Linked DNA regions of Homo sapiens: region 2 is linked to region 1. Evidence: chromatin contacts called from ENCODE Hi-C or POLR2A ChIA-PET data. All regions are on one chromosome and are shown on one strand. Each heading gives the region's core, a stretch centred on a gene start or an enhancer-like site at or near the end of the contact. The rest is flanking DNA. Distances are from core to core; before and after follow the strand shown. Region 1 holds the start of ADISSP (adipose secreted signaling protein). Region 2 holds the start of ATRN (attractin).

Evidence for each region. A loop is a pair of places that touch in the nucleus more often than their neighbours do. ChIA-PET counts read pairs that join two places held with the same protein, here RNA polymerase II (POLR2A). Pooled maps may share reads with other maps.
Region 2: a loop to region 1 is called in a map of heart left ventricle, with 5 times the contacts of the local background. The contact joins the promoter of ATRN here to the promoter of ADISSP in region 1. A Hi-C loop is called at or near these places in 1 of 168 maps with a recorded cell type or tissue (heart left ventricle), 2 of 37 single-sample maps with no recorded cell type and 11 of 50 pooled maps. POLR2A ChIA-PET finds 5 or more read pairs at or near these places in 1 of 52 experiments (AG04449).

What each region holds. Positions count from the first base shown.
Region 1 is chr20:3,765,938-3,771,037 of GRCh38, reverse strand. It overlaps ADISSP (adipose secreted signaling protein), which reads left to right and starts at 3,285. Exons shown (of 6, transcript NM_001258429.2): 1 at 3,285-3,375. RefSeq lists enhancers at 1,951-2,000, 2,662-3,248, 3,376-4,140 and a silencer at 3,151-3,390.
Region 2 is chr20:3,467,473-3,472,526 of GRCh38, reverse strand. ATRN (attractin) reads right to left here and starts at 1,509. Exons shown (of 29, transcript NM_139321.3): 1 at 1,010-1,509. The coding sequence starts at 1,419. RefSeq lists a silencer at 1,123-1,682 and an enhancer at 1,783-1,922.

The DNA.
Region 1 (5,100 bases), core at 2,036-4,535:
TTCATTTATCATTTTTATTAGGTACTGCCAAGCAGTTTTCCAATGAGGTTATAGTTGTTTAATTTTTAATTAAAAAGAATAGAGGGCTGGGCACAGTGGCTTGTGCCTCTGGTCTGGTCCCAGCACATTAGGAGCCCAAGGTCGGGGGATCGCTTGAGGCCAAGAGTTTGAGACCAGCCTGGGCAACATAGTGAGACCCTGTCTCTGAAAAATAAAAAAAAAAACAAAAAACCGTGTGTTTGGAGTTGTAGCAAGTGTTGTGTTTTTTTGTTTTTTTTTAAAAGTCACCAGGTTCTCATGGTGAGTGGATTTTTTTTTTTTTTTTTTTGGAGATGGAGTCTGGCTCAGTCGCCCAAGCTGGAGTGCAGTGGCGCAATCTCGGCTCACTGCAAGCTCCGCCTCCCGGGTTCACGCCATTCTCCTGCCTCAGCCTCCCGAGTAGCTGGGACTACAGGCATCAGCCACCATGCCCGGCTAATTTTTTGTATTTTTAGTAGAGACGGGGTTTCACCGTGTTAGCCAGGATGGTCTTGATCTCCTGACCTCATGATCCGCCCATCTCAGCCTCCCAAAGTGCTGGGATTACAGGCGTGAGCCACCACGCCCGGCCGTGAGTGGATGTTTTATACGTGCTCCATCTGTTCTCCTAACCTGGAGTTGTTCCTGATTCTTCTTGTCCTGCCTCTGTCTCCAGGGGGCCTGGTAGGGGCCTGTGGTTTCCCTTGCAGAGCCATCTATCTTTGGTAAGGCCCTCCGCACAGGAAGCCCCAGAGCCTGGGCACTACTCGTGTGGTAACACAGACACATTGGGCAGTGATGGGGCAGCCAGGTAACTCCTGCCCTGACTTCCTCCTGACACAAAGAGTCTAATTTTCTCCTGGAGGCTTTCCAGAACCATCTTTGGCCTTCCCTGAGAGCATGTAGTATCCCTAGGCATGGGCAGCTCTGTATTTCAGCTCCTCCCAGTGGGCCAGACTGCCCGATGCCTGGGAGTGTGAGGAACATTTGGCAAGGACAGGAGACCACAGTTCTTTGTGTGTGGTGTCCCTCCTACACTAAACTGTGAGTGCCTTCCACTCCACAGAGCCTAGCACAATAACTTACTCATCAGATACATTCAGTAAATGTTTGCTGAAAGGAGTTGACAATTCGGAAATAACCCCGGGCTGTGCAGTTAGCAGCCAGTTTGTGTTTGAGAGAGCCCACACCAGAGATGGTTTTGAGAAGTTGGCTAGAAAGACTTTTGAAAAAGGCAGGCTTGGGCCAGGCGCGGTGGCTCATGCCTGTAATCCCAGCACTTTGGGAGGCTGAGGCAGGCAGATCACTTGAGGCTAGGAGTTTGAGACCCACCTGACCAACATGGTGAAACCCTGTCTCCACTAAAAATACAAAAATTAGCCCTGGGTGTGGTGGCGCGCACCTAGAATCCCAGCTACTTGGGAGGCTGAGGCAGGAGAATGGCTTGAACCCGGCGGGGGAGGGGGTGGAGGCTGTAGTCAGCCGAGATGGCACCACTGAACTCAAGCCTGGGCGACAGAGTGAGACTCTGTCTCAAAAATAAATAAATAAATAAATAGGCAAAACTTATCTTGGTTGAAGAGGGCTTGAATTTTGGCTATGAGAAGAGAGCGGGGAGGGCCTTCCAGGTTGGAAGGTGGGATAATGAGGGGGAGGGGATCACAAATGTCTGCACAGACCCAGAAGGTAACTAACCGTGAGAAACAGGGATTAGCGGGGACTATGGTAAATTTATGTGCTCTTAAAGGGGCTTGTAATGCCAGGCTGGAAAGTGAGCCCATGTTGTCAGATCTTCTGATATTTCAAAAGCCACGAAACCAGATTCCTGATTCCAGAAAGAGGCGGAGGAGGCAGGAGGGGGAAGGACTTCTTTTAAAAAGCCCCATGTGAGCTAAACAAAATACACCTACGGGCCACTTTGGGCCCACCGTCTGCCAACTTTAGACTTTCAAGACAAGGTCTAAAGGTAGTGTGGTGGGAGTGGGTAGAGTGGGCAGGAGTGGATGGGCTGAGATCAGAATGTGAAAAGCTCTCAATGTAAGCGCTGTCTCTCAAACGCGAGGGCACATGAGTCACCCAAAGTGCTGCTGAAGTTTGTGAAGCGCTACTGGAGGCAGTCCCAGAGGGCTTTGGAGCAGGAGAGGGACGCGATGAAAACAAGAGCTCAGAAAGATTAATTTGCCAACAGTGTGCAGACTGGAGATCAGCAGACAGGTTATGGGCCACAGGGTGGCAGACTTGAGGGCTCCTTTAAGGCAGCGACCCCGGCCCTGCTGAAGGGAGGCTGGCCTTCGGCCGCCCAGGCCGTCTCTCTAGTTCCGTTGGAAGCAAGGCGCTGCGTGCTCCGGACGGCTTACTGAGGGCACTTTGGGGAATCCGTCCCCACGGGCGAAGTATAGGTGGGGTGTTCGCGAACCGGCGGGCGGAGAGCACCGGCAAGAACCCCCGCAGACCGGAGGGCCACGCCTCTCGCTCCTCGGCTCATTGCAGGCGCCCACATCCCACCCCGCGGTGCTGAGCGAGGCGCATCTCGCTGCCATGGCGACCGCCTCCATGGAGACCGGGAGCAGAGGCTGCGGTCCCCGGGGGCGCGTCACAGGCTCTCCCAGCCCCCAGCCCGCGTGCCTTCTTTGTTCTGATGCTTCTCCAGGCCGGGCCAGGCACCCGGGACGCGTCTCGGGCCCGCACGGGGGTTGCTTCTTTCGAGACAGGGGATGGGGTGGAAGGGGAAGAGGTCCAAACCCTGGGGTCGAAACAGGAGTGATGGAGGGTTCCTCAGCTCCTGAACGAGACCAACACGGCCCGTATCGATGGCCGAAGCCGGCGTGGAAGCCCAGGGAGAAAGGCCACCTTCGGGAGCTCCACCCAGCCCCGAGACGCGCCCGACAGCCCTCCCGAGAGCGAAGGGCCCAAGGGAGGTGCGTCCTAAGCAAGGTTCAAGGCTAGAGGCGCTATCCCCCAGGCGGAAGAAGGAGCGGGGGCGGGGCCTATCCGAGGCCCTCCTTCTCCCTCTTCGAGTGGTCGGTTCTGGCCCCTGGCCTAGTTGGGCCGCCTGCCCGTCTTCCTCGCGAGAGCTCGCCCGGCAGGCGCGGACTAGCAGGGCGCTGCCTCGGCGACCCTGGCACGTGACGTAGGCGGCCCTCGCCAGTTGGCCGTTCTTTGGAGCCCGCTCATTGGTCCGGAGCGTCCCTCGCCCCACCCTCCCAGATCAACCAATGGGCGGAGGCGGGGGCGTGCCGACGGGAGGGCGGCCGCGGCGCGGGGCTCCCTTCCTCGTGCTCGGCGTTGAGCTCCTGCAGCCGCCGCCGCTGCAGTGGTCGTCCCTGCCCTCCCCGGCCCCGGGGTGCACCCCGCAAGGTGAGGCCACCCCTCTGCTCCCTGCCTCCCGGTTCCTTCCCGTTCGCCGAGGTCCCCTCCCGGTCCCGGCCCTGTCCTGAGCAGTCAGTGCCTGGGACCCCAGCGGCCGTGATGGCAGGGCTGGGGTGGGGGGCTCCGCTGTCGGGGCCGGGCCTGGAGGACTCCCCAGCACCTGAACTAGAGTGATGTCAGGTTCCCGGGGCGCAGTGACCGTTAGCTGGTGCAGCTGGGGTGTTTTCCGCGAAGCGATTGTCCGGGGGCATGAGTGCGGTAGTGAGGGCGGGGGCGTAATGGGGTCAGCGCCCCCTCCTCCCCACGACCCTGTTCATTGCCGCTGCCTCGCTGCATGACCTTGGACCAGTAGCATCTCTGAGCCTCCGAGCCTCAGCACCCTCAGGAAGGAGGGCAGTGATGTCTGGGAGTGCGGGCTCCGGAGACTCCTGCGTCAGCCGAGGTGAGTGAAGGTGGGGAGTGCACAGGATTATCTCCGAGGGACAGAGCCGCCGCCTCGCAGCTCAGGATGGATTGGATGGGGGGGATGTCCGATTACATTTCCCCCCTCCCCCTGAGATGACAAGAATGGGGTGTGGCGGGGGTGCCACACCCACAGGGATGGCTGCCGGAGAGGATAAAGGGTCCTACACCTGGACCCTTGGGGCCTCGGGGGCTTGGGCTGCACCTCCCTCCCGGTGGTATGAAGGAGGAGGGACTGGATTTAGGTTCTGGACCCGTGTTTCCATTAGTAAGCAGGGACTGAGAAAGGGAAGTCTCCGCTTGCCTTTCTTCTTGAATCTTGGCACTGGAAAGTGGAGGTAGGGCATTTTTCTGCTCCGGGGAGTTGAAGAAAGTCGGGGCAGCACCCCATCCCTCTCCCATTCTGGTCTTTTGTGGAGGGAAAATGTAGCTGGATATCCCCCCACATTCTATCCATCCTGAGCTACGAGGCAGCAGCCCTGTCCCTGGGAGATAATCCTGTGTGCTCCCACCCTCACCTTGGCTGACCCCCTGGATCCAGCCTGGCCTCTGCTTCTTGGGACCTCTGGATCACAGGCCCAGGGCAGGGCCTAGGTGGGGCATGCTATCTGGAGGCTAAGCACCCACTAGCTGAGGGCAAAGTGGGGAGAATGCTGGGCAGAGGAGGGCAGCACTTGTTGGGGAGGCAGGAAGGTGTGGGTGGTGAGGGTCCCTTCTCCATATTCCCCCACCCCCACCCCCAGCACCTCACTGTTAGAAGGAGAGAGAACAGCCATACTTATCTTTGCACCTTTGGCCCACTGGAGGGAGAAGGAAATTAAATCACATTAAAGCTGAGTTGATGTGAAGCTGCCACAACTACTGACCTCCAGCCTTGCCTTTCCAGGCTTTGTTCTGAGTATGTGTGGCCTCTGCTGTGTCCAGTCCTGAGAGTCAGCGGGTCAGTGTGGCCCCATCTCAAGGCCTCAATGGCTGTTCTTTTCACAGGCGTGAGCTTTAATGGGAGGCTACACAGTGCTTCTGCTGGACTGAGTGCTTGAGCCAGGACTGAGCCCCAGGCTGGGGTAGGAGAGGAAGAGGTAGGGAGGGTGGAAGGTTGCGGAGTTCCTGGCTCAGAGAGAAAGACCTCGAACCACAATGAGAATGGGGACTGAAGAAGGAATGAGAAATGAGGTCTCAGACGTTGGGAGCATGCTGACCAGAGGTGAATGGGTGTAGCTCCTCTTCCTGCACCCTGGGCTGGGGCCTGGA
Region 2 (5,054 bases), core at 260-2,759, 300 kb after region 1:
CTTGTTAAGTGCCTGTTGCTCCCACTAGAATGTTAAGGTCAATGAGAGCAGAGGCCCTGTCTGTCTTGTTCACATTTCCCCACTCCCCCACATCAGACATGTGTTCAGTAAGCTAAATACCTGTCAAAGGCGTGAATGACTCTGTAACCCTTATGACTAGGGTTATGTGCGCACATTATCTTTCTCTTGCTATATTCCAAACTCCCTGTGGACAAGGCCAAAGTCTGGCTAATCTGTCTGTATTATCTGGAAAATCATTGCACAACTGAAGCAAATAACGATAACTGCTAATTAATTTATTGATTTCTCCAAGAGGAACTGCCCCAAACTAAGCCAATTCAGAACTTCATATTGTCCAGAAACCAAGGCAAATAGGAATCTCCTTCCATTCCCTCTTCACCACAGACCCTATTCCAATTTGCCACCTCCAGGGAGCTTTTGCCAAAAGGCTAGTTTCCTCACTTTCCTTTAGAAGGACCACTGGTCCTTCTATCCCTAATATCTTACAATGCTACCCTTTCCCTTTTATCTCCAGCCAACAAAGCATTTCCAGGGCCCTGTTTCTTCAGAGCACCCCACATCTCCAGTGCATCGGGGAACTCATCGGGTCCTAGGGCACATGTGGATGTTAAAAGGAAGTGTTCAAGCAAACCTGGCTCGACCACCTTTCCTTGGATACCTCGTTTAGCTGAAACACGCCGAGTTTTAGAGCGATCGGCTTTGATGCTCTTTGGGTCCCTCAGCATTCTTCCCATCTAACTAACCTAAGCACCCAAATACCGTCGGGGTGCCCCCACCCTTGCCCCACACCTTTTCACCTTCCAACAGAGAAAGACCCCAGGCCAGAGACGATGATCTCCCCGGAAGCAAATGGCCCTCAAACCCCATAGGGCGGCCCTACCCTCTCCACTTTCTGTCCAGCATCTCCCTCTGACCTGGAGCCGTCTCGAACGCCCCTCAGCCCCAGCCTCTGGTTGGACCCGACCCTCCGACACCACCCGCCACTCACCTGAAGCGGCCCCCGCAGTGCTGGCATTGCTCGCCCACCCAGCCGGCGGGGCAGACGCACTGGCCGGTGCCAGGGTTGCAGCGACCGCCGTTGACACAGGGCCGGTCACATTCCTTGGCCTCGGCTGCGGCTGAGCCCGACACCGCCGCCGCCGCCGCCGCGGCCTCGGCCTCACAGGGCAGCAGCAGCAGCAGCAGCGGCGGCGAGAGCAACAACAGCAGCAGCAGCAGCCGTGGCCGCAGCGGTGGAGACAGCAGCCGCGGGAGGCGCAGCCCGGCCCCCAGCCCCGGCCTCCCAGCCCTGGTCACGTCCCAGTCCCAGTGCGGCCCGCCGCTCCTGCCCGCGAGCGCTGCCGTCGCCGCCGTCCTCCTCCTCAGCCTTGCCTCAGTTGCCGCCGCTGCAGCCACCATCTTCCCGGGGCTGAGACGGCGCCCCGCGAACACATACACACACACCGCACGGCCGGCTCCGCTTCGCCTGGCCGTGCGGGGCGGGGCTGTGCGGACGGTGGCTCGTGCGGTCCAAAGGGGCCACAGCGGGGCGGTGGGCGGGGCCGGCGCGCGCGTGCGCGAGTACGTGGGTGCGTGCGTGCGGGGGCGCAGACAGTGGTCTCCGGCGTCCGCGGCGCCGGAGGCGATCTTCTGACGTGGACCGTAGAACGAGCTGAAACCCGGCTGCGCTGTCCCGGCCGGCGAAAGCTCTAGTTTTCCCCCTTCGCCTTTCGTCCCCGGCGGCGGGGTTGCAGCCCCACTGGATGCCTAGGAGCCGACTGCGTTGAGTGTTGCCCTCCTAGAGACCCGGCACTCTGCCCTAACTCCAGCTGCCGGACGGAAAGGGTACAGGAGGCTGCATCGCAGCGAGGTGCTGGGTGCGGTACTGTAGAAGCCAGGCTTCATTCGAGCCTCTGTAACACAAGAGTCAAGAAAGAACACATGTAGAACCTGGCATAGGCCGGGCGCGGAGGCTTACGCCTGTAATCCCAGCACTTTGGGAAACTGAGGCAGGCGGATCACTTGATCTCTGGGATCCGAGACCAGCCTGGCCAACAGGGTGAGACACTGTCTCTACTAAAAATACAAAAATTAGCCGAGCATGGTGGTGCGCGCCTGTATCCCCAGCTACTCCAGAGGCTGAGGCAGGAGGATCGCTTGAGTCTGGAGAGGTCAAGGCTGCAGTGAGCCGCAGTCGCAGCACTGCACTCCAGCCTGGGCAACACAAGACCCTGTGTCAAAAAATGAAGAACCTGGCATGTAGGCTGTGCTCAGTAAATGCCTAATAAACTGAATGAAGACACACAGCCAGGCCTCTTGATAACAGATGGACTGTAGCTGACCAGACCCCCTACCTTTAATTCTGTAAAAGTTTGGAGTTACCTTGCTCCCCACAATTTGCCCTCCAACCATCTTCTCTGAAGAGTGGGCAATATAGAATTAGGAAATGGCGCTCACACAGACCTGCCCCTTCTTGTCTGGTAGTTGTTACTCTGGTGTCCCTCAATGAGACATGTCTTCCATCAATGTAGCCTTTTATGGTCCTTGACCCTGGAATCTGGGCTGGGTCATGATTGAGACCATGAGAAACCATGACTCAATTTCACCAATAGAAGAAGTTGGTAGGAGTAGCAATGTCTTGTTTCTAGCTCTGAGCTTAAAAAAGACCTGGCAGCCTTGGCCGGGCACGGTGGCTCACGTCTGTAATCCCAGCACCTTGGGAGGCCGAGGCGGGCAGATCACGAGGTCAGAAGTTCGAGACCACCCTGATCGACGTGGTGAAACCCTGTCTCTACAAAAAATACAAAAATTAGCCGGGCGTGGTGGCACACACCTGTAATCCCAGCTACTCAGGAGAGTCGCTTGAATCCAGGAGGCAGAGGTTGCAGAGAGTCGTGATCGCGCCACTGCACTCCAGCCTGGGGGACAGAGCGAGACTCTGTCTCAAAAAAAAAAAAAGACCTGGCAGCCTTGATTTTGAGCTGTTGGTGGTCATGAGCTGCACCCCGTTAGCCACCTTGCTGGAGAGAAACCATGTGCAGAGACCACTTGGACTTGGAGAGGGAGAGCTGGGCCGCTCAGCTGGTGGAGCCATCCTAGCTAAGGGATCAGTCATTGAGTGAAGAAGCTATCTGGGTTGGGTTATTCCAACCGTCTGGGCTGTTCCATGTTACCTACAACAGTAACAGGTCTTTCCTAACTGTGACTTATCCAAAATCCTAAGAAATAACTCATTTATCATTTAACCCTTAAGTGATGAATTATTTATAATTTTTCATAAATTATGATTTATGTTATTTTAAGCCTCTAAGTTTTAGAGAGGTTTGTTACTCAGTAATAGATAAGCAGAACATTGTCCGACATAATGCTTGTGCTATGAGGAATATTCCTATGGCACCTACCTCAGAATCTGGGCACCTTACAGTCCCTGGGAAACAAAGAAAAACCCTCATAGACCTGTGGAGCCTCTCAGCTTTACCTCAGAGTATGGAATTTTAAGGTTCTAAGATGGATTTCCACACTCATACCCAGGTCCCACTCTCATACTCAGGTCCTGACTGTCCTCACTGCATCTTCTTCAAGCCTGGTGAAGCTGAATTGCACAAAAGCCTTACCCCCAGCTCTACATCCACACATACTCCCCATTCCTACAGGAAAACTATTGTTCGGCCTAGGCCCTAGCACTGACATTCTGGTTTGCAGGTTATGTTTTTGCCATGTAGGATTTTGAAATTGAAGACATGGCCCTACCCTCTGGCAGGACCCCATCAGATGGGGAGGCTGGCATAGGCCATGCCCTAGCTGTAGGAGACATTGCTCCCCCTAATCTTCCAGGCCAGAAGTGAACCAGCCCTTTCCTTCCCTTCCCTCCCCACAGCAAGACTGAACCCACACTGTGAAGTTTCACATGATTTTACCAACATTCAGGGATAACAGAAAAGGTGTGCATCTGAAGAACAGCAATCCCTAGACTAGATATTGCTACTCTGAAGCCTTAGAATCTTGCTGCAGCAAACATTCTTTCTTACTTCCTTAATCTACTCTCTTCTCTGGTTCTTTTTCCTTAGCTTTCAAACATGCTCAAATTATTTTGTCCTTAAAAAACAAACACGCTGGGTGCAGTGGCTCATGCCTGTAATCCCAGTGCTTTGGGAGGCCAAGGTGGGAGGATCACCTGAGGCCAGGAGTTTGAGACCAGCCTGGACAACATAGTGAGACCTTGTCTCTACAAAAAATTTTTTAAAAAATTAGTCAGATGTGGTGGCGTGCATGTGTAGTCCCAGCTACTTGGGAGGCTGGGGCAGGGGGATCACAGAGCCCAGGAGTTTGAGGCTGCAGTAAGCTATGTTTGGACCACTGCACTCCAGCCTGGGCAACAGATCAAGACCCTGTCTCTAAAAACAAATAAACAAAGAAACAAAATCTTACCTGCTATCTTCTTTTTCCTTTACTGCGTTTATCAAAAAGTCCCCTACACATTCTATGTCTGTGTGATAGATTAAAGATGGCTGCAAATTCTCTTACATTCCTTCTATGGAGAGATCAGGTCTAACCCTTGGCCCCGGCCCCACCCCCACCCCCACCCCCACCCCACTCTGAATCTAGCCTGGCCTTAGTGATTTGCTTGACTGATAGACTATGGTGGAAGTGATGTACTGGGATTTCTGAGGTCCCAGAAATGGGACTTTATGCTAGGTCATAAGAAGTCTTGCAGCTTCCTCCTGAAGTGTCTTGGAACACTTGCCATAAAAGATGTCCAGCTACCCTGAGACCACCATGCTGTGAGGAAGCCAGCCCCCAGCCATTCAAGTCTTCCCAGTTGGGGCCCCAATCATGAAGCAGGGGGGTGTTGTTCCTGCTGAACCCGCCCCAAACTGCAGATACATAAGCAAATAAATGAGCCAACTGGGGACAGTTCGTTACACAATAATAAATTACCAGAATACTCTGTACCCTGGTTCCTCCAAGGACAAGAATAAGTCTTGTGATGTGGACTTGATTAAGAATTAAGAACGACAGTATAATTGTATATAAATGTATAATCTACAACTAGT